Regions from separate parts of the Mus musculus genome. Here region 1 is linked to region 2. A link is a contact called in ENCODE Hi-C or POLR2A ChIA-PET data. All regions are on one chromosome and are shown on one strand. Each heading gives the region's core, a stretch centred on a gene start or an enhancer-like site at or near the end of the contact. The rest is flanking DNA. Distances are from core to core; before and after follow the strand shown. Region 1 holds the start of Pgpep1 (pyroglutamyl-peptidase I). Region 2 overlaps Ell (elongation factor RNA polymerase II).

Evidence for each region. Hi-C counts contacts between places; a loop is a spot of excess contacts on that map. ChIA-PET counts read pairs that join two places held with the same protein, here RNA polymerase II (POLR2A).
Region 1: a loop to region 2 is called in a map of T-helper 17 cell, with 2.0 times the contacts of the local background. The contact joins the promoter of Pgpep1 here to the enhancer-like site in region 2. A Hi-C loop is called at or near these places in 1 of 37 maps with a recorded cell type or tissue (T-helper 17 cell). POLR2A ChIA-PET finds 5 or more read pairs at or near these places in 2 of 5 experiments (Patski and embryonic stem cell).

What each region holds. Positions count from the first base shown.
Region 1 is chr8:70,657,058-70,661,340 of GRCm38, forward strand. It overlaps Pgpep1 (pyroglutamyl-peptidase I), which reads right to left and starts at 2,681. Exons shown (of 5, transcript NM_023217.4): 1 at 2,553-2,681; 2 at 371-423. The coding sequence starts at 2,586.
Region 2 is chr8:70,557,143-70,561,027 of GRCm38, forward strand. The region is part of intron 1 of Ell (elongation factor RNA polymerase II); the gene reads left to right. Among named protein-coding and RNA genes, the nearest start is that of Ell, 19 kb to the left of the region's middle. Within about 2 kb of position 1,364, at least 1 of the 3 ENCODE cell types and tissues checked has a DNase peak (open chromatin) inside an H3K27ac peak, as active enhancers do.

The sequences.
Region 1 (4,283 bases), core at 1,431-3,930, 100 kb after region 2:
GAACACACTCCACCTTTCTTTTCTTTTCTTTTGTTTTTGTTTTGTTTTGTTTGTTTGTTTGTTTGTTTTTCGAGACAGGATTTCTCTGTGTAGCCCTGGCTGTCCTGGAACTCACTCTGTAGGCCAGGCTGGCCTCTGCCTCCCAAGTGCTGGGATTAAAGGTGTGTTCCACCATACCAGGTCAATTGAAAAGGTTTTCAGCTACTGCTCAGGAGGCTGAGGCAGGAGGATCATGAGCTTGGGCTATATAGAATTACATCTTGGGTTTAAAAAAAAAAAAAGTCAAGGTTAAAATTCACTGTTAAATTGTATTAAGTACTTGGAAAGATACTCAGCTCCTGGCGAGGCTCCTCCCCCAGATCAGAGTTACCTGGACAGCGATCCAGCTGGCATTCACAGTATGCTCCCCAAAAGGGCCGAATCCTGAAAACAGGAAAAGAGAAGTTATTCTCTCTTCTTACCTGAGTTCTGAAATCTCATCCCCAGACACACCCCTATTCTAGCTTCTTATCCAGTCCTTCCTGGTATGCCCCAGCTATGGGCTGTGGCCTCAACTTGCTGAGTCCTGGGGTGACAGGCACAGGCTTCCTTGTCCCAATTGGGTCCTCACACCTGGGAGGACCTAGTTAGCCTCTCTCTTCAATGCTCTGTTCTCCAGCCAAAATCCAACTACTCTATCACTGTCTGGGTGGGGCTGTGGACCACCACTACTTTAAGATTAGCTCACAGAGACTGGGAGGGGGGTGTCTCCAGGACAGGCTGGGTGGACACCAGACTGCTTCTGCTTTTGGTCAGTTCAACCTTCAACCTCCAGGTCCTATCTCTGACCAAGACAGACCTCCAAGGCCTTGTGGCATTTGGCTCCATTCCCTCTGAAGTCAGGGTTTCCAGGGCCTAACTGTCATGAGCAAGAAGTGACGCAGAGAGGGGGCTGACTCTACCAGGTCACACAGCAGGAGTGGGAAGAGGCTGGGATTTATCCCATATGGGTAACTCGGCCTCCTTCTCTAGCCACTGGGTTGCCAAGAAAAGTTAAATTGAGAAAAACAAAAACCAGCCCACTGGCCTCTGGGTGCCATGGTGCAGACCCAGACTCCAAGACTGTTTCAGGCCAGTCCAGGCTACATGAGACCCTGCTTCAAAATAAATAAATACAGCTGGAAAGATACCTCAGTCAGTTGCCACACAGGGCCCGAGTTCAGCTCTCCAGCACCATATACCGGAGGTGAGGAGGCACAAACTTGTATTCCCAGGGCTGAGGAAGCAGAGACAGGCAGTCTGGGGCGCTATGGCCAGTTAGTCTAGCCTAACTGGCAAGCTCTAGAGCAGGGGTTCTCAGCCTTCCTAATGCTGCCATCCTCTCTTTCTTTCTCTCTTTTGCTACTTCATAACTGTAATTTTGCTATTGTTATGAATCATAATATAAAAATCTGTGTTTCCCCACAATCTGAGGTGACCCTTGTGAAAGGGTCAATTGGCCCACAAAGGGGTCGTGACTCACAGGTTGAAAAATGCTACCTCTGAATGCGTCCTAAATTGAGACACTTTCTCAAAACAGAGGTGGATGGAGCCTGAGTAATGACACCCAAGGTTAACCTCTACACACACACACACACACACACACACACACACACACACACATCTAAGAACCTGGGTTAGTGTAACTCAGGTGGTAAGAGCCTGCTGCCAGTGTTAAGAGGTTAAGAGAGAGCCACCATACCTCAGGACAGCAGGTAGAGGACACATCTTGGGGCATCTCATCATGGTGGCACATGCTGCTCACCCTATCATTTGGAAGTTTGAAGCTAAATCATCACCCTGGGTTTGTAGCCAGCCTTGGTCACAGAGTTAAGTTCCAGGTCAGCAGGATAGTGCAACAGAATGAGACTCTATCTTAATAAACCAACCAACCAAATAAACACCCCCACCCCCAGAATGCTCCAATGGATCAGGGACACTGTCGTTCACACTTGTACTGCAGGGAACAGCAGGGAGAAAGTCCCAACCTTTCTCAGTTATAAAACACCTGTAGGAGTGGGAGTTTTTCCTGGCTCACTCCCTGTGGCCTCTCAGGGCAGAGGCTAACCCGAGTGCCCTCCTCCAAGGCCTGGAAATAAGAACAGTTGGCTTCCGGGGGTGCTGGTGACAGTAGGAGCTGGTCTCTAGAGTCCCTGGGTCATTCCGGGGTCAGGTTGACTCCAGGCCCAACACCTGCCCCAAACCGGGTTGCAGGCCCCTCCAACAATACAAGGTGCCAGGAGCAGAAGCTGAGCGGATCGTATGTCACTGGGACTTTTCCTGGCCGTAAACCCGCCTTTGTCCCCGGGGTCAGCGGGTGGGGACATGCCAGAGCTCTGAAGAGGCAGGGAGGGACTGCAGTACGCGAGGTGACCTGTCTGCACCCTAGTCCCCGCGCACTCCGAACTCCCGGCCGCGTGACCCCGGACTTTCCAGGTTACCAGGACCGAACGGTGCTATCGCGGGCGGCGACAACTGCAAACCTCTGGCAACCGCGAACACTTGCCCCGCCGCCCCGGTCCAGATGCACCTACCGGTTACCACTACCGCCTTCCGCGGCTGCTCCATGGTGGAATGCACTCTCTAGGATCCTGGCTGTAGGGACTGGAGCGGACACGGACCCCCGAGCCCCGCCCGGCCGCTCGGCCCCGCCCCCTAACGCTGGGCCTGCGCGGACACGCCCCGGACACGCCCCCGACCAGCTGTACGCTCCCCTGCGCGGCCCCCCGGGTTCCGCCGAGCCCCAAGCGCACCACTACACCCTGGACCCCAACGCCCGGGCCAGGCCATTCCTAGGCCACGCCTCCTAGAAACCACACCCCTAGCCAACCCCGCCCCCAGTCTTCCAAAGACCCTCCTCCAGGTCCTGTAAGGGACCCACCACGCCCCCAAGAATCACACGCCTGGAGCTTTCCAAACTCTCAGGTCGGGGTCACGCTCCAGCCAGGTCCCAAGCTCCCAAGACACTCCCAAACCCATCCTTAAAACAACTGGGCCCAGGTCATGTACCTCCGCCTACTCCCACGCAAGTGCAGATCCTTCCAATGCCCCTCGGCCAGGCCGCAGTCCACGTTCACACCCGCGACCCATGACATCCCTGGCTCAGGCCATGCTCTCTGAAACTTCTTCCTTCTAAAATCTACTCCGCCCTGAACCCACCTAGGGCAACGACCCCGACCCCCCTTCCCTTTATGCCACTGAAAACACTGAGCTGGGCATGCATACCGGGTCTCCATCTAGGCTCCGCCCCCAGTCTACCACCGCCAGGTTCCCTGTGGCCGCAGGGCTCACAAGGTACCTGGAGCCATGCCCCGCCCCAAGTATCGACCAGCCCAGGCCATCTCCCCTGGTCCCCCTGCCTGGCCACGCCTATTCGCTGCCAGGACCCTCCCCCTACTTGAATTTTAAACGTGCCTCCAACACGTAAGTGGGCAATGGGAGTGTGCTCCGCTCCAACCTTCTCAGTCTCAGTTTCTCTTCCTGTAAGACATAGGGCGGGGGAACAATTTGATTGTGTTCACTCATCACAGTTTACAAACAAGGACACCGAGGCATGGCTCTGAGGAAGACAGAAGTGTCACTTCAGCAGAAAGCTGAGGGAGGGGCGCAGGAGGAAGAGCTTTGACTCTCTGCCAACATGGCTAACTGGAATACTTCCTTTCCTTGGCTCCAGGTTGCACCTTATTACCCCAGAGCCTTTGCTCACCTGCACATCTAGCTGTTCACTGCCCAGACTTCCTCCTCCTGCAGTCCTTCTCCGACTGTCATCTCCTTTTAAGGACGCTGTTTTTCCATCCCCTACCTGGACATCGTTTAGGCTCATCTTAAGGAGGTCCCATTTTTCTAATGTTTCATATTTTTAAAAATCTTTTTTTTTTTTTTTTTTTTTTTTTGGTGTTTTCGAGACAGGGTTTCTCTGTATAGCCCTGGCTGTCCTGGAACTCACTTTGTAGACCAGGCTGGCCTCGAACTCAGAGATCTGCCTGCCTCTGCCTCCTGAGTGCTGGGATTAAAGGCATACGCTACCACGCTCGGCTTTAAAAAATCTTATTTGTTACTATGGTGTGTGTCACTTCAGCTGCTTTAGGGTTAGCCTGTCAAGGCAGCCTTTTGCTGAAGGCTGGTGTTTGACCTGGTGCCCAACCACCATTTGGGTACCTGGGACATCCCCTGCCTACCCTGTAATCCTCTATTGTGATTTCTGCAAAAACACCAGGAGAAAACAGAGCCCCCTATCTGTGTCTGCAGAGGCAGGGTGGGGCCTT
Region 2 (3,885 bases), core at 114-2,613:
CTGCACACCTGCTGGCACTGCCCACAGGAATTATTAATCAAGAAAATGCCCTCCTCGAGACTTGCCTGCTGGCCGTTCTGACGGAGATGACGCCTCAGATGATACTCCCCCTTTCCAGATTACTCTGGCTTATGTCAGGTTGACAAAAACCTGAATCAGCACAGCATCCCATGTTCCTGGCCATCATGGCATCCCCTTGTCTCCATTACAACTGATGTTTCACCTTCCTCTCTCTGTGCCTTCAGGACCTCCATGTAACATGCAGCCTGGGTCCATGTTACCTGACTCTCACACTTTAATTCTGGAACCTTGGTCTGAGTCTTTATGACCCTGCCACTGCTGCATCCTGCATGCCTGTGAAGTTAGCACATAGAGCCAGTGTGGGTTCTGCTGCCATCTCAAAGTGTTGTCACAGCCCTGAGCTGTGGCTGCAGCAGCTCTGTTTGCTCAGCTGAACCTGAAGGACATATACCCAGGTGGTCATGTTACAGTAGAGCATCTTTGCATTTGGCTGTCTCTTCAGATTCTCAAAGGAATGTTTTCCAAAGGGTCTTGGTCTCTCACCTTGAGTCTGAGGAGTGGAGCCTGCCTGCAAGACATTTTCCTGTTATGTTAGAACCAGGTCCATGTCAGATTCCCATTGAGCTCTGAGCAATTACAGCCCCTCTGTGCTTTGCACAGCCACCTTGTCCACTTTCAATTTGCTCTTTACCTCCCCACAGTGTACATTGTCCACATCTTCCTGGTCTATTCTCTGCTTGTAGTCTGACTAAGAGCAGTGGATAGGGATCATTCCAAAGCCTGGTGCTCTGCTCTCTTGAAATTTCCTCTGCTAGTTTATTGTGTTTAGCTTATTTTCTGAGATTGGGTCTCACTGTACAGTTCTGGTTGGCATGGAGCTCGATATGTAGATCAGGCTAGCTTCAAACACAGAAAAATCCACTTACCTCTGCCTTGAGTGCTGGGATAAAGGCTGCTCTGCTGTGCCTGGCTTATTCTGTTAGTTTTAGGTACACTCTCCCTGAAGGCTGGGCACAGCCAGATTCATTGCTGGAGCCCACCATGAACATGCTGTACAGAGCCTTGTGGAAGTGCAGAACCTGCTCACTTGCTGCTGCCAGTCTGCCCCATGTGCTAAGGCTTCTCATAGCATCCCCACCCTGCCTCAGTCCCTGCCCAGCTTACTCTTCTGCCACTATGGCAGGACACAGGACAGGGACTCATGTGCTGCTTTTGTCCCTTGAATCTTATGGCTAAAGCGGTTTGATGTGTGGTAGCAGGAACTGTGGCTGGACATACTCCGACAACAGATAAAAACATCTCAGACTGCCAGTGGGGCCAGGAACAGGAAAGCCTGCCCACATTTTTCCCCTTCCCCAGCTAGGCCCCACCCTTTGGTGATGCCACCTTTAACACAGCACCACCTGCAGGGACAGAGTGTTCAAACACTGAACTTGTGGGAACTATTCATGTCCAAACAAACAAGCTCGTATGTGCATTGTTTGTGTGAGGTCTGGTGAGTTCTGAGCCTTTGGTACAGCACCGTGCACAGTTCTTCCACTCTCCCATGCCTACCCTCTGTTCCTTCTCAGTCCCCATGCCCTGAGGCAGCTGATTGCTTTTGAAACAGGCTCACCTAGCCCAGTCCTGAAGTCTGTTTTGTGGAAGATGCCTTGAACTCACATCTCTACCTCCTCTGGAGTGCTGGGATGACAGTTTTGCGTTTCCACCTGTGGCATGTCCCTTTTGTTATTTAATGTTTATTTAATTTGATGTATGTGTGCCTGAGTCTATGTCCACACCATGTGCCTGGTGCCTTCAGAGCTCAGAAGGGGCATTGGATCTCCCAGAACTGGGGCCATAGATGGTTATAAGCATCATGTATGTACTGGGAATGGAACCCGGGTCTTCTGCAAGAGCAGTAAGTGTTCCTAACTGTTGGACCTCTCCAGCCTCTTGTTTCGTTTTTTTTTTTTTTTTTAAGTTTTATTTGTTATGTATAAAGTGTTCTGCCTGCAGGCCAGAAGAGGGCACCAGATATCATCACAAATGGTTGTGAGCCACCATTGCTGGGAATTGAACTCAGGACCTCGGAAGAGCAGCCAGTGTTCTTAACCTCTGAGCCATATCTCCAGCCTTTGTTTGGGTATTTTTGAGACAGGGTCCTTCTTTGTAGCCTAGGGTGGCCTTTCCCCTTCAAGGTACTGAGGATGCTGGGTCTGTACCATTAGGGTCCATCTATCCCATTATATGATAAAACAGTTCATTCATGTGCTCCATCAACCCCGGAAACACATGTACCCACATGATTTGAAAAACCATGGACATCTTTGTTTTTCCACTTTTAACACGTGCCTTTAATCCCAGCAATCATCAGGTTTGGAGCTCACCTGGTCTTGAGTTCCAGGTCAGTCAGCATTGCACAGTGAACCTCTGTCTCAGAACAGAGCAGAGAAGAGCCCCTTCTGGAGTGGTTGGCTCTGTCCCTCAGAGGCAATCGATCCTGTTCTCCAGGCACACACTCCTGTCTGTACTTTTTTGGCCACAGGAGTGCTGGGATTCCAGATGTACATCGCTGTGTCTGTGTTTTCATCCATGTTCCTAGGAGCCACCTTCCTGGTCTGGCCAGTGCTTTTACTCCATTCTGCTTGAGGCATTGTTGGAGATAGCATATAGCCAGGCTGGCCTCTGATGTACAGAGGCCTTGCCTTAAGTTTCCCATACCCTGCCTCTGCCTCCTGAGTGTGAGGAGTAGGTGTGTGCCATTGCCTTCTTTCTGTGACCTCCACTCCCCTGAGGCTGTGTAGAGGAGTGAACTTTTGGGACCTCAAGGTAGCATCTTAAGGAGACTTCACCTGTGGCAGTGGTGATGCCACATTTGCACAGTGGTGCTGAGAGTTCCATTGTGTCCTAGCTGGCACTTAGTAGTGTCAATAGCTTTGGCCATTGTCTCACAGTTTTGCCATGACGTCTCACCATCATGGGCATAGACTTGTTGTCATAGACTACAGTGAGAGTCAACTCCTGCCATCTGGCTCCTGGGTTGCCCTCATGGCCAAGGGCAAGGAGTGTTCAGCAAAGCTGCTTCCTGCCCTTGAACTTAAGCCAGGAAGAAGGCTGTTGCCAAAGGAAGGAGGAAGTGTGTCTGGCTGCTGTAGGCCTGATCTTTGTAGATCCTACTACTCTGGGCCCTCTGGAGGGCGCTTCTGCCCTGCTGAGCTGCCTGAGCCTCAGCTCTCTTGAGTGTGATGCACATGGAACATTGATGAGGACTGCCTCTCTCCACAAGACACACTGGTGAGTCCTGTGACATCTAAGTATCTGCCTGTGGGACAGGTTCCAGGTTCTTTGGGACCATTCTGGAACTCGTGTTCCTATAAGGCCTTTCCTCCCTGGCTGGCGCTGTGTACGTTGAAATCCTCCTCGTAGCCAGAATGGCCGAGAAGCATCCAGTTATAGGCAGTTGATAAGCTGGTATTGAATTCAGGAGCTTGTGGCCACACCCCTCTCTAGAGACCCCCCCAAGTGTCTCTGACTCGTGCACCAGAGACCAGCCTTTGTCTAGGATTGGGAAAGCAAGTAGGTGTGTCTGTGCACAGATTATCTCTCTATGTGTGTGCATGTGCACCCATGTGTGGAGTGTGGGTGGGTAGGAGGGCCATGTGTGTTCTGATGCAGCTTTGTGCCTGGAGTTCTTAAAACACTCTAGAGACAGGAAGAGCTATTCTTGGAGAACCAGCCAGCAAGTCACAGGACCCAACTGTGCCTGGTGGCTAGGGGTCAGAGGACTCCAGAGCTGTATGTGTGGTCAGTGTCATTGTGTACCTCCTTTCAACCCATGCTAGGCTGTCAGCTCAGGAGTTAGCACTGTTAGATGGGCTTTTC